Linked DNA regions of Homo sapiens: region 1 is linked to region 2. A link is a contact called in ENCODE Hi-C or POLR2A ChIA-PET data. All regions are on one chromosome and are shown on one strand. Each heading gives the region's core, a stretch centred on a gene start or an enhancer-like site at or near the end of the contact. The rest is flanking DNA. Distances are from core to core; before and after follow the strand shown. Region 1 has its middle 75 kb from the start of MAGEF1. Region 2 holds the start of POLR2H (RNA polymerase II, I and III subunit H).

Evidence for each region. Hi-C counts contacts between places; a loop is a spot of excess contacts on that map. ChIA-PET counts read pairs that join two places held with the same protein, here RNA polymerase II (POLR2A). Pooled maps may share reads with other maps.
Region 1: a loop to region 2 is called in a pooled map, with 9 times the contacts of the local background. The contact joins the enhancer-like site here to the promoter of POLR2H in region 2. A Hi-C loop is called at or near these places in 4 of 50 pooled maps. POLR2A ChIA-PET finds 5 or more read pairs at or near these places in 2 of 52 experiments (A673 and AG04450).

Annotation. Positions count from the first base shown.
Region 1 is chr3:184,634,461-184,639,514 of GRCh38, forward strand. No RefSeq gene overlaps it. Among named protein-coding and RNA genes, the nearest start is that of MAGEF1, 75 kb to the right of the region's middle. Within about 2 kb of position 2,441, at least 4 of the 41 ENCODE cell types and tissues checked have a DNase peak (open chromatin) inside an H3K27ac peak, as active enhancers do.
Region 2 is chr3:184,359,508-184,364,710 of GRCh38, forward strand. It overlaps POLR2H (RNA polymerase II, I and III subunit H), which reads left to right and starts at 2,203. Exons shown (of 6, transcript NM_006232.5): 1 at 2,203-2,639; 2 at 3,366-4,058. The coding sequence starts at 3,986. It overlaps CLCN2 (chloride voltage-gated channel 2), which reads right to left and starts at 2,098. Exons shown (of 24, transcript NM_004366.6): 1 at 1,910-2,098. The coding sequence starts at 1,972. It overlaps LOC124906311 (a long non-coding RNA gene), which reads left to right and starts at 820. Exons shown (of 3, transcript XR_007096193.1): 1 at 820-1,250; 2 at 1,357-1,443; 3 at 1,712-1,804. RefSeq lists enhancers at 1-243, 244-755, 4,093-4,212, 4,573-4,642 and silencers at 1,873-2,462, 3,023-3,292, 3,363-3,632, 3,693-3,872.

The sequences.
Region 1 (5,054 bases), core at 1,191-3,690, 280 kb after region 2:
CTCCCTTCCTGCCCATCCCTTCTCCAGACAGCTGCCAGTAACTTATTAAAAAGCCAAAATAAATAAAAGCGTATAGTGTCACTCTCCTTCTCAAAACGCTCCCCTGGCAGCTGCAGATAGAGTCTAGAGCCCTGGGGTGCCGCACCAGGGCCCCCGTTCTGTCCCATGTCCCTCCCACCACTCTCTCTGAGCCCTTCCCTTCCTCTCTGCTGGCTCTTTAGCCTGAAATAGCTTTTCCCTCTCCTTCACCTTGAGTGGATTTGGAATCCAATTTAGATATCATCTTCACTTCTGAAAACTTCTGCCTCCCCACACATACCTCCATGAGAATCGTTTTTAATCTTTTTACTCTCAAGGGTGTGTACAAACTTTAATTCCAGCCCTGAAACCACTACCCTTCAGCTCAGGGTCCCTTAATGAGTCCATCCTCGACGCCTGTGCCAGGCAGGGTCCTGTCATGCGTATGTCCTCTCTGGCCATCTCCATTTGACACAGTCCTGTCCAGCTTGAATCTAACCTCCCTGATGTTGACTCGTGTCTCCCTTCCTTTGGGATTTTCAGTCTGTGGCCACACTGGGCCCTGACTCTTTTGCCCTGTGCTGTCCACATTGTTTTCTACGTGCGGGTGTGGGGCCACCCCAGCTGGCCTGGGAGCTCCTGAGGGTGTCAGGGTGGAGTTCCTGCAGCCATGCCCCTGTGGAGCTCTGAGTGGTACTGGGCTCACAGCCAGGACTCAGCGACTTTGGGGACTGGGGCTGCAGGGCATTGAATTTAAGTCGGGAAGAGGGAGGAGGAGGGGACGGGAAGAAAGGAGCCCTTAGCAGGCGCTGAGTGAAGGCAGGTTGTAGGCCCCTGGGACTCCACTCTCAGGGCAGGACTGGGGGCCACAAGGCCTGCTCTCGCCTGGCAGCTGTGAGGAAACCTGCTCCCAGAGGTGATGCCAGAGGTGCGGGCCACCGGGGCAAGTGGTCTGGCGGCTGGCCAGGATCTGACTCTGACACTGGCCTGCTGAGTGCCCAGAAGAAAGAGGCTCAGAGGGAGAGCCAGAGCATGAGAGACATGGCAGGGACGCTGAGTGAGAGGGACAGAGAGAGACACGGCAACAGGGACAGAGACAGAGAAGAGGAGAGGGGGGCACAGAGACACATACGCTGAAAGAGAGACAGACAGATTCAGAGACAGACTGAGAGACAGAGTGACTTAGAGACACGCACAAAGAAACAGACTGATGGAAAGAAAGACAGGGTCCGAGAGAGACACACAGACCAGAAGACAAAAAGGAAGGCAGACAGAGAGGACAGAAAGGAGTGAGGCAGCGTGGGGAGAGAGAGGCAGGGACAGAAACACAGACACAGACAGACATGAGGGCACAGGGCAGCCCGAGAGAAGCCCATAAACACAGGCACGCACATGCGTGGAGGAGGCACGAAGCCACCTAAAGGTGGAGGGAGGGTGTCGGGGAGGAGAAGGCACAGGCCTGACGCTCAGGGCCTGGGGTTGGGTGGCGGGAGGCTGGGCCTGTCGGCTCCTCTCCTTGACGTGAGTCAGGGGTGGTGGGCAGGCTGATGGGGCAGGCCTGAAGTAGGGCTGCGTGGAAGGGCTCTGCGGGGTCAGGGGAAAGCCTGGGTCCAGCTGTGAACCCTCCAGGATCCAGGGCTGCCCCAACAGGAGCCCCAGGAGAGGGAGCTGGAACCAGAGAACAGCACGTGGCAAGAGGCCCCAGTTAAGCTTTGCAGCAGGATGGCCCAGTGGCTACTGGGTTCAGAACAGCTTCTTGGGAGCTGGGTGTCGTGGCACATGCCTGTAGTCCCAGCTGCTCAGGAGGCTGATCGCTTGAGCCCGGGAATTCACGACTAGCTTGGATAACATAGTGAGACCCTGTTCCTTAAAACAAAAAACAAACAAACAAAAAAACACAAAAAAAAACAGCTTCCTGGACATGGAACCTCTCACCTCAGCAAGGAGAGGAGCTGTGGAGGGAGCACAGGGCTGAGACCCTCAGAGTTCCTCCATGGGAACAGCGCACCTGCATCTGTGTCTAAGCCTCAGAGAGACTCCCCAGGCCCTTGGCAGTCCATTCCATTGTTCCACCGTCCAATACAGAGAGCCCACTGGAAGTCCTCCCTGCTGTCTCATTCTGATACCTCTTATTGCAAGTGCAGCCCACTCAACTCTTTAGGAGGTTAAAAAAAAAAAAGCAACAAAAACCCCTCCACCGAAATCTGAAATGCCACACAGTGCTCAGACAAAGACCCCTTTCTGCACAGCTTTACTCCCTCCTACACCTCTCTCCCCCTCCCCACCCCGCTTCCTTACTGCAGGCTAAATTGGCAGTGGGGAGGTTTTGAGTCAACAAATGCAGTGGGTTGGGGAAGGGAGCCCTGAAGGGGATTCCTGTCTGGGAAACATTTGCTGACAGCAGTTACTATGACAAGGAAGGCCTGCAGGAGAACCCAGCAGCCCCTGCCTCCTGCCTACTGCCCCTCCCAATTCTAGCTCTCCTTGCCCATCCCCCCTCCCAACCAGTTCATTCACTGACTCATCCATTCCATCATTTACTCAACTCAACAATCTTTAGACATTTACCATGCCTCCAGCACCCGCTTGGCATTTCATGTTTATTCTTCCACTCTGTCCTCACCACAACCCACAAAGTTATCTGTTGTTTTCCCTTTTGACAAAGTAGAAAGCTGAAACCCAGTATACTGAATTGACTTGCCCAGAGTGGTGCAGATGACAGGAGGCAGAGCTGGGATTTGCACCCAGGACTCTCTGCTTTCCAGATCAGTGTGGGGGTTTCTGAACTGCGTCAGGAAAGCAGGTGCCAGGTGATGAGTACTGTACAGGCTGAGACTTCGCCATCTTTGGCTCTGCATCACTAAAACTGTGCCCAGCACCCACACACAGTAGGCACTCAGTACACACTTGTGCCATACATTCAGCACACATGAACTCAGTATACACATGTGCTTTTTGATGGGAGGGCAAGAGTCAGCAAAAGTGGGACTCCTGAGAAGAGAGGGCCTTCCTGTTTGGAAGCAGCTGTACCTCGGTTCTGCAATCCAGGCACTCAAGGGCATTGATAAAGTGCCTACTGTGTGCCGGGCACTGTGTTAGGACCTCTGAATACAAAGATTTAAAACACAGATTTGTAGTTTGCCCTAAAGGAGGTCTTTGTTTAGTGGAGGAGGCAGACATATAAACAGATGGAGTTAGCAGTGCTACAGAAATAAGTACCAAGTGCCGTGGGGTTGCAGGTGGAGCAAGGACCTAAATCTGAAAAGCAAAACAAGAAAGCCTTTATAAGACAATGTAAAAAAAATCTCCGTGACCTCAGGGTAGGGAAAGATTTCTTAAACAACACACAAAAATAACACTAACCATAAAGAAAAAGATTGACAAATGTGGGTGCATTAAAATGAAGAAGCTGTGTTCTTCAGAAGACAACATGAAGAGAGTAAAAGGGAAGCCACAGAGCAGGAAAAGGTTTTGCAACACATGCAACTGACAAAGGGCTCAGCTCCAGAATGTGTAAAGAACTCCCACAAATGAGTATGAAGATTGGCAACTCAATGGAAAAACTGGATCAAATGCATAAATATGGAAAAATCCAAATGGCTATAAATATATGAGGTGTGTGACCTTATCAGGAATCAAAGAAATGCAAATTAAAATCCCAAGAAGATTCTACTACATACCCTCCAGATTAGCAAAAATGTAAAAGTCTGATAAAACGAAGGGCTGGTGAAGATCTGGACCAGGAGTTCTCAAATATCTCTTCAGAAGCAGCCGGTCAGCATCTAAGCAGTCAATTCAGACATGTGTACTCCAGAGGTGAATCGTGTACAAGAATGTTCGTGGCAGGCATTATTCATGAAGGCCCCAGACTGGAACCAGTGAATATCCAACAGCTGTAGATTGGATAAACTGAGTACAGAGAAACAGAATGAAGAGCACAGTTAATTCTGCCTGAGGGGCTGGGGTGTCTGGGAAGGTGGATCTTGGAGGAAGAATAGTTTCCCAGTCAAGGAAGCGGGAGAGAGGTTATCCCATCCAGAGGGTTCAGCAGATGGATGATCATGGGGTTAAGAGCAGTTCTAGCTTGTCCAGGAGGCAGCTGGATTAGGGGCTGGCAGGGAGAGAGGCAGGGAAGGTGAGCAGAGAGAGGTTGGATGTGTTGGAATGTGAAGGCCTCTGTGGGCCATCGAAGGAAATTTGGCTTAAATACAAAAGTGAGAGATAGTCAGAAGCAAGGAGCAACTAGAGGTTATTGCAAAAGATGATGCAGCAGGAAAGAAACATAGCAGTGTGGCGGAAGAGAGAGGGTGCATTTGGGAACCATGTCTGAGACAGAATACATAGGATGTTGTGTGGGGTGTTGGGAGGGGTCAGGACGGAGCTGAGGCAACTCCCAGGTCTCTGGCTGGCCGGCTGGGTGGAAGGTGATGCTCTAACTCAACATCCAGAGACTGCGGAGGTGGAGGTTTGAGGCAAGAGCTAAGAGGACTAGTTGGGGACATGCTGCTTTGGTGGTGCCTAGGGATACACAGGTGAACATCCAAGTTCACCAGGATGTGGAGCTTGGACATGAGCCACAGATATCAGAATTACTAGAGCAAGAAGCCATGGGTTTAGATGAGAATATCAGGGGTGCAGGAGCAGGGCAAGACAAGAATTGGAGCTCTAGGAACCACAACATAGAGGCAGTGGACAGAGGAGAAGCAGGGGAGAGAGAGGGAAGGGATGATGGAAAATAAGAGAAGGTCCAGAAGAGAGGGTGGTGCTGCAGCAGCTAAGGGAGGAGCAAGTTGCACCAGGGCTGGGTGGTCTGTGAGTGAAAACTAGGTCTTGGGAAGAGGTGGGGTTGGGTCTGTGGTTAGCAAAGAAGAGGAGGAGAGGGTAGTTGAGGGAGTTCTGAGAATCTCTATTTTCTCTGTCAATTACACATGACGGAGGGGACAGGCCGGAAGCCTGAAAGGGTGGTAAGTTTCAGAACAGGAGCTGATCACCAGCAGCCCAGGAGCTGAAGGGCCAGGCTGAAGTCAGGGACCATA
Region 2 (5,203 bases), core at 953-3,452:
GATCAGGGGCACATGGGCAACAATAAGAGCCTCGTGGAGCTCGGGGCAGCTGAGTTGGGCCCAGGAGCAGGCGCAGCCCCAATCCTTATCACGTTCCTGCTGGGCCTCCGGCCTGTGACCAACTCAGCTGCACCTCTCCCACCCACCCTAATCCCCTTGTCCCCATTCTCCACTGCCACCCCCACCAGCCTGCCAGCCCAGCTGGGAGTGGAAAGCCTCTCACTTAGGGTGGGTGGAGAGGGCTTGGTGGCCTCAGCCCCATTCTGGAGCTGCACTGAGCCCAGCGGTGGGTTGGGGGACAGCGGAGGCTGAGGATGGCTGGGCTGTGACTGTGGATGCTGGGGTGATGGGACGGGAGAGTCGCCTGAACCATGGCTAGACCTGCCAAGCTGGGCGTGTGTTGGGGGGCGGGGAGGAGTAGATTCTGGCTGCCACCCGCAGAGCTTCGGGACACAAAGGGCTCCTGTTGGGGCTGGGATGGGGGGGAGGGAGGGAGGGAAAGATAGAGACAGAGAGAGGGTGAGAGATAGGAAAGGGAAAGCAAAGAGAAGAGAGGGAACTAGAGAGGAGAAAGTAGAAGAGAAAAGAGAGGGAAGGCGAAGGGATGGAGAAGAGAAAGAAGGGGATGAGAGAGGAAGAAGTACGGAGGAGGAAGAGAATGGAGAGTATTAAGAGGCAAGCACGGTGTAGGAGGAGGGAGGTGAGAGTGGGAGAGAAAGACAAAGGGATAGGATGGTGAAGGGGGGCGGGAGCAGGCTGGAGCACAGAGTGCCCGGGACAGAGCTCGACCCTGAGAGCTCATTCCAGAGACAGCTGGAAGGGACGGAGATGGAGAGGTGGCTGGTGTTAAGAGGCACCATTTCAGAGGCCAGGTGCCTGGCTTCCTTGACCATGCTCCTATCCTGGTCTGGGCAGATTGGCAAGTGTCTCCTACCCCATCCCAAGGGTTGGCCCCTCTACCCTTGCTCTACTCCCACCTCTCCCTGACATCCTGATTCATCCAGCTACTTTCTCCTAACTGGGCACCTCCCAGACTTATAGCCTCTCCTCTCCAAGACGTTCCCTCCCTGCCACCTTCCTGGGCAAATTCCAGCCCAAGCTGGTAAAAAGGAACCACGGGCCCCTTCCTTTCCCTAGGGCTTGGGTCTTCCACCCCAGTGACATGAGGAGGGTCACGTGGCTTCTCAAACACCAAGTAACAATGGGGGCGATAAGTCAGCTCAGAGCCCAGGACCCCTGCTTCTAATGAGGTCAGGGGACACACCCTGGGGTGGGTGGGGGCTGGATACCCCGCATCAGCATAGACAAAGGTCCCAATTCCCACACCCATTCCTGCTTCACCCACCCTCCCTAAAGCTCCTGTCCCCCAGAGTGGCAAGCCACCTTTTTCCAGAGTCAACTGAGGGGCTCCTGGAGCCAACGCTGGGTGTGGAGCCTCCAGAGGTAGGGTCTGGGGCTGACCATCTTTCTACACACTCGATTCTATGCTTAGCATGGTGCCATGCACATGGCAGGGACACAGAGAATGTCTTGGGTGGTGGAGATAGTGGCGTAGAGAAAGTTCAATGGTGTGAATGGTGCCGCGGAAGGGGCAGTGGGGTGCTGAGACTTGGGCCCAGGTGGTGAAGGGGAGGTGCAAAGAAAACGTGCATGTTGTGGGGTGAGGGGAAGGACACCTGAGACAAGTACCTGGTGTCCTTGTCCTCTGCAGGCCCTCAGCCTCAGCCAGAAACCAGCATGCAGTTTTCCATCCCTTCGGCCCTGCAGCCTCAGACTTCCAAGCCTCAGTTTCCCCAGCTCAAAATGCTAGGACAGGATTAGGGTAGGCCCCTGGTCCTCGCGCTTCCCAGGGTAACCTGGAGCAGGGGTCCCGGAGCGCACTCCTGGGGCTCAGCTCAGCTTCACTTACCAGGGTCTGCTCGTACTGCAGCGCCCGTGGCTCCATCCCTTCCTCCGCCGCCGCGGCCGCCATCTCCGCGCACTGCCCTCTCGCCTCCCTCGGCGGTTCCGGCTCTGTCCTGGACTCGGCTCCCGGCCCGCAAAGTCCGCGCCGGCAGCCGTCCCGTCCCCGCAGCCCGGGAGGCCGAGAGCAGAGTGCGGCGGGCCCCCGGCGGGCGCCGCTGGCGCAGCCTCCCGCTCGCGTCCCCTCCCCGGCGGGCGGGCCGAGGGCGGTGCCCTCTGCGCTGCTCCGCCCGCCGGCCCATCCGGAGGGGACGGCCCAGCCAGGCTGGGGTCCGCGCGGGGCCTCCCGAGAGGCGGCAAGGGGCGCTGGGAAGGCGCAAGCCCGCGCCGGCTCCCTGCGGATGCCCGGGTCGGAGAGGGGCGCCCGGGAGGGGCGGGTCTACTGGCACGTGGAGGGGCCGGCCCGGGTTCGCGGTTCCCCGTGCCCAGGCAGGAGGGGCTGCAGACGCCTGAGCTCCGTAGGGGTTGGGGCTGGGGGCTGCGGAGCTGTCTACATCGGACTCCTCCGGGTCAGCCCGTTAGGAGCCGCCTCCCCTCTGCCCCTCCGAAGAGACGAGCGGCCCAGACAGGCCTGGGAAGGCCCCTCTGCCCCGTCAGGGGTGAAAAGCAAAGCTGGAAGGATTCGGAGAGGGTTGGGGCCGTCTTCCTCATCCTTCCTTTTCTCGGGGCTCCCGTGGGTAGGTGCACTTGGAGCAACCGGGCCTGCGGGGTGTGCGGGGGTGGAGGTTGGGGAGGGCACCGGAAGGGGTAGGCCGGAGGGAAGGGAGCTCCAGGTGCCGGGAAGTCTACTCCTGGGACGCGGGCGTGGGTCGCTTCTCCCTGGCTGGGCCCAAGGAGGAACCCAAGTCGCTGCTTCCATCCCTCCGCTTTGGGGGAACTGCCTGCTGGTGTTCTGGGTTCTCTATCAGGGGCTGGGGAAGGATAGAACAGAGGGCGGAGCGCGCGCAGGGTGGATGGGCAGCGTAGAGATAGTGTGAGAGGAGCGAGGGCAGCGCCCAGGAAACGCACAAGTGTGCGGGAGAGCCAGCACCAGGAGTAAGGGGCATTTGGGAGGCAGAGGCGGGGCTCAGGGGGCGGGAGCAGTGCCCGGGAAGGGGGGGCCTTGTGATAGAAGCCAGCACTCAGGAGGAAGGGCCAGTGTGAGGGAAGAGCTGGTATCCAAGGGACAGGGCAGTGCCAGGCTGAAGGGGCACGGAGGGGATCCGTGTCCAGGAGAAGGCAGTGGAGGGGGAACGCGCAGCACTAAGCTGGAGGGGTAATGCCCGGGGGAGGGGGGTGGCGGGAGCCCGGCTGAAGGGGCGGTGTAGGGGAAGAGAGCAGGGCCTGGGGGGAAGAGGGAGGGCAGTGGTGGGAGGGTGCAGTACGAGAGGAGGGGACAATGCAGGCTTTCCTCTTCTCCATAGCGACGTCATGGCAAATTCCCAAACTGGACGGATCCGGCTCGGGTTACGTCCAGCAGGGCCGAGCCGGCCCAGGCCGGCCCCGGGGTCCTCGGTGCCGGCTGGAGGGGCTGGGCACCTCTGGGGCGGGGTTCTGCTCCACCTGCCCTCGGCGCGGACTGTGCCCTCGGCGGGCACGCGGACCGGCGGGGTAGGGCTAGGGCCCGGCTTCTCTGGGCCAAGGATCAAGGTCCCTGCCTGGGTTAGGCCCCCACGCATTCCAGTCTTCGGAACCCGGCCTCTGAAGAGGGCGCAGTAGGGCCCCAGCGGAGCGCGAGAACCCGCTCTACAGCCTATTGCTTCCCCGCCCTGGGCAGAGCCACCTGGACATGAGACCCGCCCTCAATGCCGAAGCCTCTCGGAAGCAATCTTTCGGGACGGAAGTTAAGTAGCCCCGAGCGGGAGGCTGTGGCGGAAGTGGTCGCGTTACCGCTTGTTTGTGCGCATGCGCCACTCTCGTCTGGCCGCCGCGCTTTCAGGAGGTGCTTTTGGTTCTCTCCGGTCTTGTCCACGCTAGGGGGTGCACGTACTCCCAACTGTGGTCGCGCTCTCACCCCTTCTGCTGCTCTCGTGGCCCCCTCGCGATGGCGGGCATCCTGTTTGAGGATATTTTCGATGTGAAGGATATTGACCCGGAGGGCAAGAAGTTTGACCGAGGTAAGTAAGGTATGTAGGGGCGGTTTGGAGGAAGAGGCTAACCTCGCGGACATGCCCCTGGGCCCCGTGTCCACCCAGCTCTTGTGGCCTGCCCCTACCAGCAGGTCCTGGTGTAGGGACCTCCCTCAGTAAACATTTTATGGATGAGAAAACGGAGACTCCCGAGCTCTCTCTGGCTTCACGCATGCCGTGCCCGGTGCCTGGGTGGCCTTTTGTCATGGTGCTGGCAAACTCCTAGGCATATTTATAATCGCTACCTGCTCTGTGCTAGACACTGTCTTGTGAGACCAGCCTGGCCAACATGGTGAAACCCCGTCTCTACCAAAAATACAAAAATTAGCCTGGCGTGGTGGCGGGCGCCTGTAATCCCAGCTACTTGGGAGGCTAAGGCAGGAGAATTGCCTGAACCTGGGAGGCGGAGGTTGCAGTGAGCCAAGATCGCGCCACTGCACGCCAGCCTGGGCGGCAGAGCGAGACTCCGTCTCAAAAAAATGACAGTCCTCATGAGGTGGGTGGTGCCTTTCCCATTTTTCTCTGAGAGGTTGAGTAAACCACCCAAGGCTTCACAGCGAGTAATCTGACTTCAGAGCCTATATTCTTGTATTGCCCTCAGAATCTTTAGCGCTTTGTGAAGTCTTCTTTGAGTTAGAGTTAGCTGCTTGGTATATACCTTTTTTTTTTTGAGACGCAGCCTTTCTCTGTTGCCCAGGCTGGAGTGTAGTGGCACGATTTTAGCTCACCACAACCTCCGTCTCCCGGGTTCAAGCGATTCTCTGCCTCAACCTCCCAAGTAGCTGGGATTACAGGCATGCGCCACCACGCCTGGCTAATTTTGTATTTTTAGTAGAGACAGGGTTTCACCGTGTTGGCCAGGCTGGTCTCAAACTCCTGATCTCAAATGATCCACCTGCCTCGGCCTCCCAAAATGTCGGGATTACAGGCATGAGCCACTGCACCGGCCTACACCTCTTTATTTTGTCATCTATCAATAATTTTCTCTTTGATGTCTCTTTCTTTGCCTGGAGACTAAGATGTTTTTCAAGACGGATACCAGTTCTTATACATCTTGGTCACTCCCCTCAGCACAGTGCCTAGCATAGAAAGAGAAAACCTTTGGATGATTGAATAACTTGCCCAGAGTCAGG